2 separate regions of the Mus musculus genome follow, and region 1 is linked to region 2. The links are chromatin contacts, found by POLR2A ChIA-PET in ENCODE. All regions are on one chromosome and are shown on one strand. The core of a region is the stretch at or near the end of the contact, and the rest is flanking DNA. Distances in the headings are between cores, read along the strand shown.

Region 1 (5,884 bases), core at 2,865-5,364, 53 kb before region 2:
GCAACCACATGGTGGCTCACAACCATCTGTAACGAGATCTGATTCCCTCTTCTGGAGTGTCTGAAGACAGCTACAATGTACTTACATATAATAAATAAATAAATCTTTAAAAAAAAAAAAAAAAAAAAAAAAAGAAATATGACTGCTTCCCAGGAAAAAGACCTTTTCTGACTCTTCAAAATGGAAGGAAAAGGCAGTTCCAAGGCAAGTTTCACTTCAGCAATCAGCTTGTGAGACCCTCTGAAGCTTCAGTCAGGGAGAGAACTTAGTGGTTAGGAAAGCTAAAAATGGAGGATGAAGCAGTTTGATGATTTAAAGTTCTGGCTGCTCTTAGAGAGAACCTGAATTTGGTTCCTAGAACCCGCACTGAGAGCCTCCTAACCCTGTGACTCTAGCTCCAGGGCATCAGATGCCCTCTTATGGTTTCCATAGGCACCTGCATTCTCGTGCACATACTTACATAGCACCACACAGCTGAGAAACAAAAATTTAATAAAGAGCTCAAACTGTAAAGGCCTTAAAAGAAAGCATGCTATTCTTGGGTTAGCCAATAGTTTCTAAAAAGAAAGGAGTAAATTAGTAGCTTAAGACCACGGTCTACAAAGTCACCAAGACAGTGAAAAGATGAGCTGGAGGGATGGCTCAGTGATTAAGAGCACTAGCTGCATATACAGGATCCAGGTTCAATTCTCGGGATCCATGTAACAGCTTACAGCAGTCTGTAACTCCAGTTTCAGGGGCTCCTATACCTTCTCTGGCATCCATGGGCAGCAGACATGCACGTGGTACATGGAAGGACATGTGTATGTATGTATGTATGTATATGTGTGTATATATACATACACACACATACACATATATATATATATATATACATACACACATAAATAAGATACCCACATATAAAATAATTTTAAAAATGCAATACAGAAAAGTATAAAGTCGGGCATGGTGGAACATGCCTTTAATCCCAGCACCTGGGAGGCAGGGGCAGGCGAATTTCTGAGTTCGAGGCCAGCCTGGTCTACAGAGTGAGTTCCAAGACAGCCAGGGCTACACAGAGAAACCCTGTCCCGAAAGAAAAAAAAAAAAAAAGTTTAGTTACATGCAAGACTCCTGTGACTCAGAAATTCTATTTCTAGGTTTATATCCAGCAACTGAAAACAAATGTCCACATAAAACCTCTCCATATATGAATATAAGCAGCAGCATTACCCATATCAACCAAAAAGTCCAAATAGTCAAACACCCGTCGACTGGTGAAAGCATGAGCAGACTGTGGTACATCCCACAATGGCTGTCATTTAACCATGAAGAAGGACGAGTCTTTTCCTAACCAATATTGCAATTCATAACTATTATGTTCACCTTTAAGTCATTTCTTACATGTGTCCTTACTTTGACTTGATTCTGTAGAACTTTCTGGGGTGTATGTGTTGAATGTGGGTGTGTATCTGCCTTGGCACTCCATGGAGTCAGAGAGCCACCTCTGTGTCCGTCTCTGCCACACCACGGTTCAGACAGTGTCCGTCTGTGTTCTACATCCCTGCTTTCCCAGGCTCACTAGCCTGAAGGCTTCCCGGGGGTCTCTGGCCCCCGCCTCCCGTCTCAGCACACAGCACGGGATGACAGACGCACACTCTGTGTGTGGATCTGAGGATTGACACCCTCACACTTGTGTAGCCTTACCAACTGCTCATTTGGCAAAACATATTCTTTCTTTCTTTTCTTTCTCTCCTCTTTTCTTTTTTGAGACAGGATCTAACTGTCTAACTGTGTAACTGCCTCCTCCCAGAATGTTGGGGTTAAAGACGTGCACCACCACTCCGATCTAAATTTTAAAGTTTTTTTTAATTATTATTTTATGTATATGGGTGTTTTGCCTGTATGTCTATGCACTGTGTGTGTGTGTGTGTGTGTGTGTGTGTGTGTGTGTTTGCACGTGGCTCATGCTGCCCTTAGAAGCTAAAAGATGAAGTCACATAACCTGAGTTGGAGCTAGAGGCAGTTGTGAGCCACCATGTGGGTGCTGGGAACTCTAGAGGAACAGCAAGTGCTCTTTAAACACTGGGTCATCTCTCCAGTCCCCCACCTCTTTTTTTTTTTTTTTCTTAAAATACAATGTGTGTGTGTGTGTGTGTACATGAGTGCATTGGCACAATATGGAAGGCATGGCGATTCTGTTGAAGGAGTTGGCTCTCTTTTTTCACTATGTGGGTCCCAGTGAGTTCCAGGACAGCCAGAGCTACACAGAGAAACCCTGCCTCAAAAAAACAAAAACAAAGCAGAACAAAACAAAAAAAAACAAGGGAAAAAAAAAAGCTCATCAGATCCAAGCACTTGCCGCACAAGCCCAGAGTTTAACCCTAGCGGCGAACAGGTGTGGTGGCATGGGCCTTCATCCCAGTTCTGGGGAAAGAGAGGCAAGTGAACCTCTCTGAGGCCAGCCTGATCTACATAGTTGAGTTCCAGGGCAGCCAGGGCTACAATATAGTGAATCCCTGTCTCAAGAAACAAACCAACCAAAAAATCTTAAGTGACAAAGAACAGTCCGTTTGCACCTGCGTCACTCAGCCAGTCTGGTTCCAAGTTGCTAAGGTGGCCAGCAAGACACAAACAAAAGCCCCATAACTTCTCCTAGTAAGGAGTCAGCTAAGGCCAGGGTAGCCGGAGGGAATGACTGTCTACATGCCCAGACCAGAGGCAAGGAAGCCTAGGCCTTCAGGGTCTCCCGTGAAAATCAACCCACAAGCAGCAACTGGTATCTAGGTCAGAATTAAGTGTTTCTAGCTTAACAATATGCTCTCGAAATGATGTACATAATATACAAATAAGCTAGGTGTGCTTACACACCCCTGTAATCCCAGTACTCTTGAGGCAAGACAGCAGCAAAGACAGCAGGAGGCTCTTGAATTCAAGGTCAGCAGAAGCTATGGAGCAAAATCTATCTTGAAAGAAAGAAAGAGAGAAAGAAGAAAAGCAAGCAAAGTTACCACACACATAAGTCTCTGTGTGTCTGTGTATATGTACATATGATAAAACTAACATCTGGAATATTACCCGGTATTTAGTATCCTAAGACATACTAAACCCATATGGTTTTTTGTTGGGTATAGCCTCAGACCAAGAGAAAGAACTCCAAACCCTTAGCAACCTGCCTTCTGGTGGTCTATGAGCAAGCGGCATGTGCAAGTGGCTTTTTTCTTATGTAAAGTAAGGACATATCCATTTGACCTCCACTGGCCCCACAAATAAAATAAACAGATAAACAATAAAATGAACAGATGAGGAAAACCTGCTGGGCAAACCTGAAGGCAGGCCTCACCCTCCTTCCTGTCTTCCACATTCCTTTGCTCCCTGGTAACACTACTAAACAACTGTAGACAACTTTCCCTCAGCCAGAAAAGACTCAGTTGCCTTCATTTAGATGGCTAGGAAAAGCAAAAGTCAAGAAGGGCGGTGGGGTGGGGAACAGGAGGTCCCTGGAGGGGAAACCAGAAAAGGGGATAACATTTGAAATGTAAGTAAAGAAAATATCTAATAAAAATTTAAAAAAGGAAAAAAAAAAAAAAAGAAAAAAAGAAAGCGGCCAGGGCACCAGAGCCTGACGCTGGAGGATCAGGGCTACAGAGGAGCTCTGGGTGAGCCATGACTGACTACCTGCTGAGACCACATCTCAAAAACAAAAAGACAGGTTCCCTTTGGTAAGGAAGGAAAGAAGGCTCTGGAAGGGCCATGGCCCCAGCTTCTCTCATCTGTGTGCTTATACTCATCCACCCCACCTTCACCCACTTCTGAGGTGAGCAGTCCTTGTCACCCCACCCAATTCTGACAGACTGAAATAGTCCTTGGTCCTGAAACAAAAACAAAAGCAGGAGCAACATCACCTTTGCCCCTCCTGGAGCCTGGACTCTTGAAACCTCAGGCAAGTTAGCAGCTCCACCCAGAGCTGAGCCACTGCTGGCTGGGCCTTGAAAGAGCTACTTCACTAGGAAGCCTCCAGGACATTAGATAACAACTGGCAGCCCAACCCTGTGGGGACAAGGAGGACAGCCTAAGATAAAAGTCCAATCTAAGATAAATAGCAAAGGGCACAGCCCAGTGTGTGGCACACAGTGAGAACAGGAGCCATTAGTACTTAGAATCAGCCCACTGGGAAAACACCCAAGTGTGCTGCGAGAGCAACTAGGCTCCCTCCTGCCTGTCACCCAGACAGCAACTCAGCGTGGCCTGAGGCAAGCCAGCTCCACCTAAAAGTTCTCACCACACACTTCAAATAACGCCTTTCTTCTCCCACTAAACAAAAGAAGGCATTAACAAGAAGTGGTGGCATGTATCTTGAATCTCAATACCTAGGAGGCAGAGGCAAGGAGGACCTCCATGAGTTCTAGGCCAGCCAGGGGATACATAGTGAGACTCTGCCTCACAGAGGGTCAGGAGCCACACAAGATGGGTAAAAACACTTGCTGCCAAGCCTGGTGAGGCTTGTCTCAAAAAAACAAAAACAAAAAACAAAGAAATTAAACAAAAGTGCATTATTGCCAGACAGTAGTGGCACATGCCTTTAATCCCAGCACTCGGGGAACAGAGGTAGGGAGATCTCTTAGTTCCAGGCCAGCCAGAGCTACATAAAGAGACCCTTTCTCAAGCAAAACAAAACAAAACAAAGCAACGCATTATTGATAGTGGTGCTGCAGCTGACTCTTAGTAAAGCAACACCTAACAAATATTAAGCTGAAAGGAGCCCACAAGGGGGAAGATGGCTCAGCAGTTCAGAGCATGTACTACTCTTCCACTCCGGCACCTCATCAGGAATGGAACCCAGCTCTGGGGGACCCAATGCCCCTAACCTACACTCACGTGCATAGAGCCACACAGAGACACAAACACAATTAAAAAAAAAATCAATCTTTCAGAAAGAAACCCAATAGCACCTCTATCTTACCCACTTCTCCCACTTTCCGACTTACTAAAAAACTTAATTTGTGTAACATTCCAAGTATTTTGTAAAATGAATGAACAGTTCTCAAAGATCCCTACTATTTCTATTTGGAAATCAGAGTATTTCATGGGAGGAAGGCACCAGCCGGCCGCCTCTGATCCAAGTGGGCAGCAGCAATGACTCCAAAGATCGCATCTTAGTACTCAGAATGGGTCAGGAAGCATGCACACACATGGACTTTCCCCCAGCAACCCTGGGAAGGGAAAAGCAGCAATGAAAGAGCCAATGAGCTGAGGAGAGAGGAGAGGAAGGGAATTATAGCCCAGCCAGACTCTAGAAGATAAGCTACAAAGGCACCAGGAAGCACTCTGAGTTGCTCAACATGGAGGCCCTTCTAGTCCTGGCCTCTAAAGTAGATCAGATCTGCACCAACTATGATCAGACATCCCTCTCAAGTTTGCTAAGCTGTTCCCAGTGCCAGCAACCCCAAACCATCCCCATCCCCAAGTAACACAAAGCACTATCCAGAGCTCCCTGACCCCATCACAACAGAAACCTCGTGATAAGTCCTACCCCAATCCAACAAGTGATTAGTTTATCATTTTCCTCTGAGATTCTTAACTAATTTATATGGGCAGTTATCCTCAACACTGAGTTTCTATTAATGATTTGTATTTGTTGGTTTCTAGTTCACTTTGCTTTCTTATCTTTTTTGGCTGAGTTCAGAGGAAGAGAGCCAAAGAAACCAAGAGATTCTCTAATTACAACTGAGACCAGTACCCTAAAATACAAGTAGAGTTTTTCTATAGTCCAGGCATATGCTAAGTTCACCTTGTCCCCATCACTAGCCAGATGCTGGCAAACCACACATGAACACCCCCAGTGCTACATCTTCTCTTCTTGTAGAGGAAGGAAAGAGGTAGAAAGTGAGGGATTTTTCCC
Region 2 (6,598 bases), core at 2,958-5,457:
TTGCTTTCAGTTGGCAAGGCCAACAGTATACCTTCACAGTTTTGCCTCAAGGATATATTAACTCTCCTGCCCTGTGTCATAATTTAGTTAGAAGGGATCTTGATCGTTTGGATCTTCCACAAAATATCACATTGGTGCACTATATTGATGACATTATGCTGATTGGACCAAGTGAGCAGGAAGTAGCAACCACTTTGGACTCATTGGTAACACATATGCGTATCAGAGGATGGGAAATAAATCCAACCAAAATTCAAGGACCATCTACCTCAGTGAAATTCTTAGGAGTCCAGTGGTGTGGGGCATGCAGAGATATTCCTTCTAAGGTGAAAGATAAGTTATTGCACCTGGCCCCTCCTACAACCAAGAAAGAAGCACAACGTTTAGTGGGTCTATTTGGATTCTGGAGACAACACATCCCTCACTTGGGTGTGTTACTTAGGCCTATTTACCAAGTGACTCGGAAAGCTGCTAGCTTTGTGTGGGGCCTGGAACAGGAGAAGGCCCTTCAACAGGTCCAGGCTGCTGTGCAGGCTGCTCTACCACTTGGACCATATGACCCAGCAGATCCGATGGTACTTGAGGTGTCTGTGGCTGATAGAGATGCTGTTTGGAGCCTCTGGCAGGCCCCTGTAGGTGAATCACAGAAAAGGCCTTTGGGATTTTGGAGCAAAGCTCTACCATCATCTGCAGACAACTATTCTCCCTTTGAAAAACAGCTCTTGGCCTGCTATTGGGCCTTAGTGGAAACTGAACGTCTGACAATAGGACACCAAGTCACTATGCGACCTGAACTACCCATCATGAGCTGGGTACTATCAGACCCTGCAAGTCATAAAGTGGGACGTGCACAGCAGCAGTCTATTATCAAATGGAAGTGGTATATACGTGATCGGGCCAGAGCAGGTCCTGAAGGCACAAGCAAGTTACATGAAGAAGTTGCTCAAATGCCTATGGTTTCTACTCCTGTTACAATGCCATCTGCTGCCAAGCATGCACCTATAGCCTCATGGGGTGTTCCCTATGATCAACTGACCGAAGAGGAGAAGACTAGAGCCTGGTTTACTGATGGCTCTGCACGTTATGCAGGCACCACCCAGAAGTGGACAGCTGCAGCATTACAACCCCTTTCTGGGACAACCTTGAAAGACACAGGTGAAGGGAAATCTTCACAGTGGGCAGAACTTCGGGCAGTACACATGGTATTACAGTTTGTTTGCAAGAAGAAATGGCCAGATGTACGATTATACACTGACTCATGGGCTGTAGCCAATGGATTGGCTGGATGGTCAGGGACTTGGAAAGATCACAATTGGAAAATTGGTGAGAAAGACATCTGGGGAAGAAGTATGTGGATAGATCTCTCCAAATGGGCAAAGGATGTGAAGATATTTGTGTCCCATGTAAATGCTCACCAAAAGGTGACTTCAGCTGAGGAGGAGTTCAATAATCAAGTGGATAAGATGACCCGTTCTGTGGACAATCAGCCTCTCTCCCCAGCCATCCCTGTCATTGCTCAATGGGCACATGAACAAAGTGGCCATGGTGGTCGAGATGGAGGTTATGCTTGGGCTCAGCAACATGGGCTTCCACTCACCAAGGCTGACCTGGCTACAGCTGCTGCTGATTGCCAGATCTGCCAACAGCAGAAACCAACACTGAGCCCCAGATATGGCACCATTCCTCGAGGTGACCAGCCAGCAACCTGGTGGCAGGTTGACTACATTGGACCACTTCCTTCGTGGAAAGGACAGCGTTTTGTTCTTACTGGAGTAGATACTTATTCTGGTTATGGATTTGCCTTTCCTGCACGTAATGCCTCTGCTAAAACCACCATTCACGGACTGACAGAATGCCTCATCTATCGTCATGGTATTCCACACAGTATTGCTTCTGACCAAGGAACTCATTTCACAGCCAGAGAAGTACGACAGTGGGCTCACGATCATGGAATTCACTGGTCTTACCACATTCCCCATCATCCTGAAGCAGCTGGGCTGATAGAAAGATGGAATGGCCTTTTGAAGACGCAGTTACAGCGCCAATTAGGTGGTAACAGCTTGGAAGGCTGGGGCAGAGTTCTTCAGAAGGCAGTATATGCTTTGAATCAGCGCTCGATATATGGTACAGTTTCACCCATAGCCAGGATTCATGGGTCCAGGAATCAAGGGGTGGAAAAAGGAATAGTTCCACTTACTATCACTCCTAGTGACCCTCTAGGAAAATTTTTGCTTCCTGTCCCCATAACTCTAGGTTCTGCTGGCCTAGAAGTTTTGGCTCCAGAGAGGGGAGTGCTCCTACCAGGAGCTACAACAAACATTTCATTGAACTGGAAGCTCAGACTTCCCCCTGGTCATTTTGGGCTTCTAATGCCCTTAAACCAACAGGCTAAAAAAGGAATAACAGTGTTAGGAGGGGTGATAGATCCAGATTACCATGGGGAAATTGGATTACCTCTTCACAATGGTGGTAAGCAAGATTATGTCTGGAGTGCAGGAGATCCCTTAGGGCGTCTCTTAGTACTACCATGTCCTGTGATTAAAGTCAATGGGAAACTACAACAGCCTAATCCAAGCAGGATGACAAAGGACGCAGACCCATCAGGAATGAAGGTATGGGTCAATCCTCCAGGAAAAGAGCCAAGACCTGCTGAGGTGCTGGCTGAAGGTGAAGGAAATACAGAATGGGTAGTAGAGGAAGGTAGTTATAAATACCAATTAAGGCCACGTAACCAGTTGCAGAAACGAGGATTATAAAGTAATATGAATGCCCATTGTAAATTTACTAATGCGTTTGCGATTGTACGAGGGATAGTTATATCATGTTAGGCGTATTTACAACCTTGTTATTGTTTCATGTGAACATGAGATATTATTTGTGTCAAGTTGACAAGGGGTGGATTGTAGTGGCTATTCCTGGTTGTCAACTTGACAATATTTGGAATGAACTACAATTCGGAATTGGAAGGCTCACCAGTGACCCTTATCTGGAGGCTTGGAGATCCTTATCTGGATCTTGGTTTGAAGATCTTGAGCCATAGTGGCTATGGATTCCAGAAGATTGAATCTCCGAGTTAAGGAACACACCTTTAATCTGGGCTATGCCTTTCATCTGGGATTAAAGGTGTGGTGGAACACACCTTTAATCTGGGCTACACCTTTTGCTGGAGACAATATAAGGACATTGGAAGAAGGGAGTCTAGCTCTAGCTCTTGCTCTTGCTCCTTCGCCTGCTTGCTGCGTGAGACTGAGTAACTGCTAGATCCTTGGACTTCCATTCACAGCTGCGACTGAACCATTGTTGGGAATTGGGCTGCCGACTGTAAGTCATCAATAAATTCCTTTACTATTTAGAAATTATCCATAAGTTCTGTGACTCTAGAGAACCCTGACTAATACACTAACCAACCAAGGTTTGCTATTTGTTATCCCAGGACTCCAGCTCTCCCAGGACAGGAATAAATCTCACTCTCCACCTTCAGAGAGACAAGCTCCTTGTAAACGAATTATAAAATCCTTCTGAGTAACAGGAAACAAAAGCAGCAGATACTGCTTATAAATTCCATAATTTGGATAACCCAGTAATTTGTGAGTATTCATTTTCACTGTTTTAGTATTTTTAGTCATTCGCACACTGCGGAAAGTTGCATTAAATATTCTTACAGGTTTCTGAAGATACCAAGCATCTAGTTACCTCTTTGACCCTGTTACCTCGCCTAAGATATAGTGTGTGTACGCACAAAAAGTCCAAAAAACCCAATATAGCCGTTGCCAGTTATTTCTTGGTGTGAGCAGTACTTTGCGAAGAACAAATGACATCTGGGCTTTCTATTGAGGTTCTCGGTCCCGCCCAGGTATCAGGTCATCGAACCTCCAAGAATCAGGAGACCAAGGTTCTAATTCCTGGAAAACGAACTACCAAAAAATGTGAGAAAACCTGTAACAAGCCCCGCGCGAGTAACCAGCCGGAACCTTGACCTCAAGATGGCGTCGCACAGTCATAAGATTCAATCGGCTCCAATCAAAAATGGCAGGGTGGGTGGTAATTTACAGCTCGAGCCTCTCTAGGTCCCACTAGACAATCCCACTCTATGGTCATCCCTCTGTACTTAATGAGTCAGAGGCGACGGCGGAGACTATCTAGGCATCACCTTCTCTATGGTTATCCCTTTCCACGCCTCCTGGCGCAGTGCACGCCGGGCAAGAGGAAGCCCTCCAGGAGCTCCCCGCGCAGCGCGGCTGTGTTTTGCGGCCTAGGCGAGTAGGCGCTTCGGAACCAGTCTCTAGAGTCGGGCGGCGCGCAGACACCTCGAACCGGTGGAGCCCCACTCCATCACCTGACGCCCAGAGGCCGCGAAGACAGTACCGTTTTCTTAGCGGCGGGTGAGTCCACGCTTCCGAACGCGTGAGGAAACCGCTCGACCTGCTACCTCAGCTGCGGGAGGAGGAGGCGGCGGCGGAGAAGCCAGGGCCGCTGTGGAGGCCCAGCGGGGTGGGGGGTGGGGGGGGGTGGGGAGACGGGGCGGGGTGGGGGAGGGGACGGGCACGCGGCTCGGGCTTCTCTTCCCCTCCAAGGCCTCGGAAAAACCAGTGAACCAGGAGCCCGGGGAGGCCGGGCCCACGGCCGGAGCGGTCCTCCGGGAATTTTATTTTATTTTTTGTCGCCCACTTTGTCTATTGGCTTCCGTTTCAGTTTGGGAGCGAATCGCCTCGGGCCCTGACGGGGCTCCTGTCTTAGCCAGGGCTAGGATCGGTCGGCCCGGAGGCCCTTGTCTCCTCGGGGCCTCCAGAGCCACCTCTCAGTAGGTTTCCGGGGCCGAGGACTCAAGTGCCTCCAGGCTGCGCCTTGAAAGTAGCCTGCGCCCACTCTTGGAGCGAGGTGCGGGCCACCAACGGATTTCTTTTCTGTCTGGTAGTCTAGTGCCAGCCGCCAAAAGAACGGGCCCCACCCCTCCTTGAGTTTATCGAGTGGCCACTTTTTTGGTTTTAAAGCACCTTTCCTGCTTGTTGGAGCTAGTGATGAGTTTCACCGTCTGATCCCCTTTCCGATTGGGAGGGATGCTGTAAAGGATCTCTCCATTCATTCTAGGCGGCACCAGCCTTCTTCATATTAAAATATGCTGCCCTCCTTTTGTTTTCAGTATTGATTTTTAAATACAGTTTTCGAAATAAGAGTATGAAGGTTATCTTGAAGTTATGTAATAATGGATTTATATTGACGTGGAAATGCCATTTTGATACAGGTCAGAGTAAAGCCGACCAAAAGGAGGGAAAAGATTGGGCTTCTCTTGTATCATAGTGCTTTAGTGAAATAAGGTGAATCAGGTAGAGGCAGTATTGTATAAACAGTTTTTTTGTGTGTTGTCTGTGAGCACCCTCAATTTCAGTTTCTCTTCAGTTTAAAAATCTCTTGTTTTTTTTCCCCACAAGTAAGAGGGTCGCTGTATGATATTGATTCTTGTAAGCCTGTATATAGATTTAAGAAAGGTTGATAGTTTAACGGGGAGTATTCACACCACGAATGTAATTTTGTGAGAACTTTAATTTTTTTATAAAAGATATTTCAAAGAGTTCAGTGTTCTCATAAGACATTCAATTGCTCAGTTGTGATTCAAGCAGACAATGTGCTTATTAAACTTTTTTAAGTCTTGATTTTCTTCATCAGTAAAATGAGAGTTACATTTCGATCCACTTCACAGGTTGGACTTTGGGACTGGAAAAAATGTATGTAAAATGCTCACTAAAATTTTGTATAACATGATGTTGGCTTATACTAATAAATGGTGTTACTTAAGAATTAAGAGTCAGACGTTTCAGAGACTTTTTACATTTCTTCCTGTGTACTTAGAGTAGACTTTAACATATTTAAGCTCCTTACTTTCTCCACTGGTAGGGAATTGAGACCTTGTGGTTTCATGAAACTTTTGAATTGGTAATTTCTCAGTGGGGAACTTTGGAGTCTACACCCACTTACTGTGTTTCCCTGAACAAATTAGCTTCTTGGATACAGACGGTAACCCTTGTACACCAAGGAATCTAGGAGAGAAAAAGGATATTGAGGACTTTTACAAGGAAAAAACATGTTGGCATCAAGTCATTCTGGGATTATCTCTTTTTTGTGTGTGAGGAAGGTGTCACAAAAGTATTTTCTGCTAAGAATTTTAAATATATTTTGTGTGGATGGGTTGATTGGGTGTTTTGCTTCCATATATGTTTGTATACTGTATTTGTGCCTGGTGAGGCCAGAGGCCAGGAAAGGATCTCCAAGAACTGGAATTTTAAAATGGCAGTGAAACACCATATGGGTTCTGGGAATGAAACCTAGGTCCTCCGGAAGAGCAGTAAGTTTTTGTAACTGCTGCGCTATCTTCTTCCTTTCTTTTGGTAGGATACCAAAAAACTTCTAGGGAAAAAAATAGTGTTTTGCATTTAGCCATTGTGTATTAATAATTTTGGCTAATAGATCTATTCTGTGATTATCTTTTTATTGCAATGCTGTGTCTGAATGAAGATACACACACTTGTGCGTGTTAACAATGTTGTGTTGAGTTATTGACTTCAGGTCAAGGGCTTTTCACATTACTTTTTTTTTTTTTTTT

What was found. ChIA-PET counts read pairs that join two places held with the same protein, here RNA polymerase II (POLR2A).
Region 1: POLR2A ChIA-PET joins it to region 2 with 42 read pairs in embryonic stem cell. The contact joins the enhancer-like site here to the promoter of Rbm25 in region 2. POLR2A ChIA-PET finds 5 or more read pairs at or near these places in 4 of 5 experiments (Patski and embryonic stem cell).

Annotation. Positions count from the first base shown.
Region 1 is chr12:83,575,282-83,581,165 of GRCm38, forward strand. All of the region lies in intron 2 of Zfyve1 (zinc finger, FYVE domain containing 1), which reads right to left. Among named protein-coding and RNA genes, the nearest start is that of Gm51952, 16 kb to the left of the region's middle. Within about 2 kb of position 4,115, at least 1 of the 3 ENCODE cell types and tissues checked has a DNase peak (open chromatin) inside an H3K27ac peak, as active enhancers do.
Region 2 is chr12:83,628,036-83,634,633 of GRCm38, forward strand. It overlaps Rbm25 (RNA binding motif protein 25), which reads left to right and starts at 4,208. Exons shown (of 19, transcript NM_027349.4): 1 at 4,208-4,382.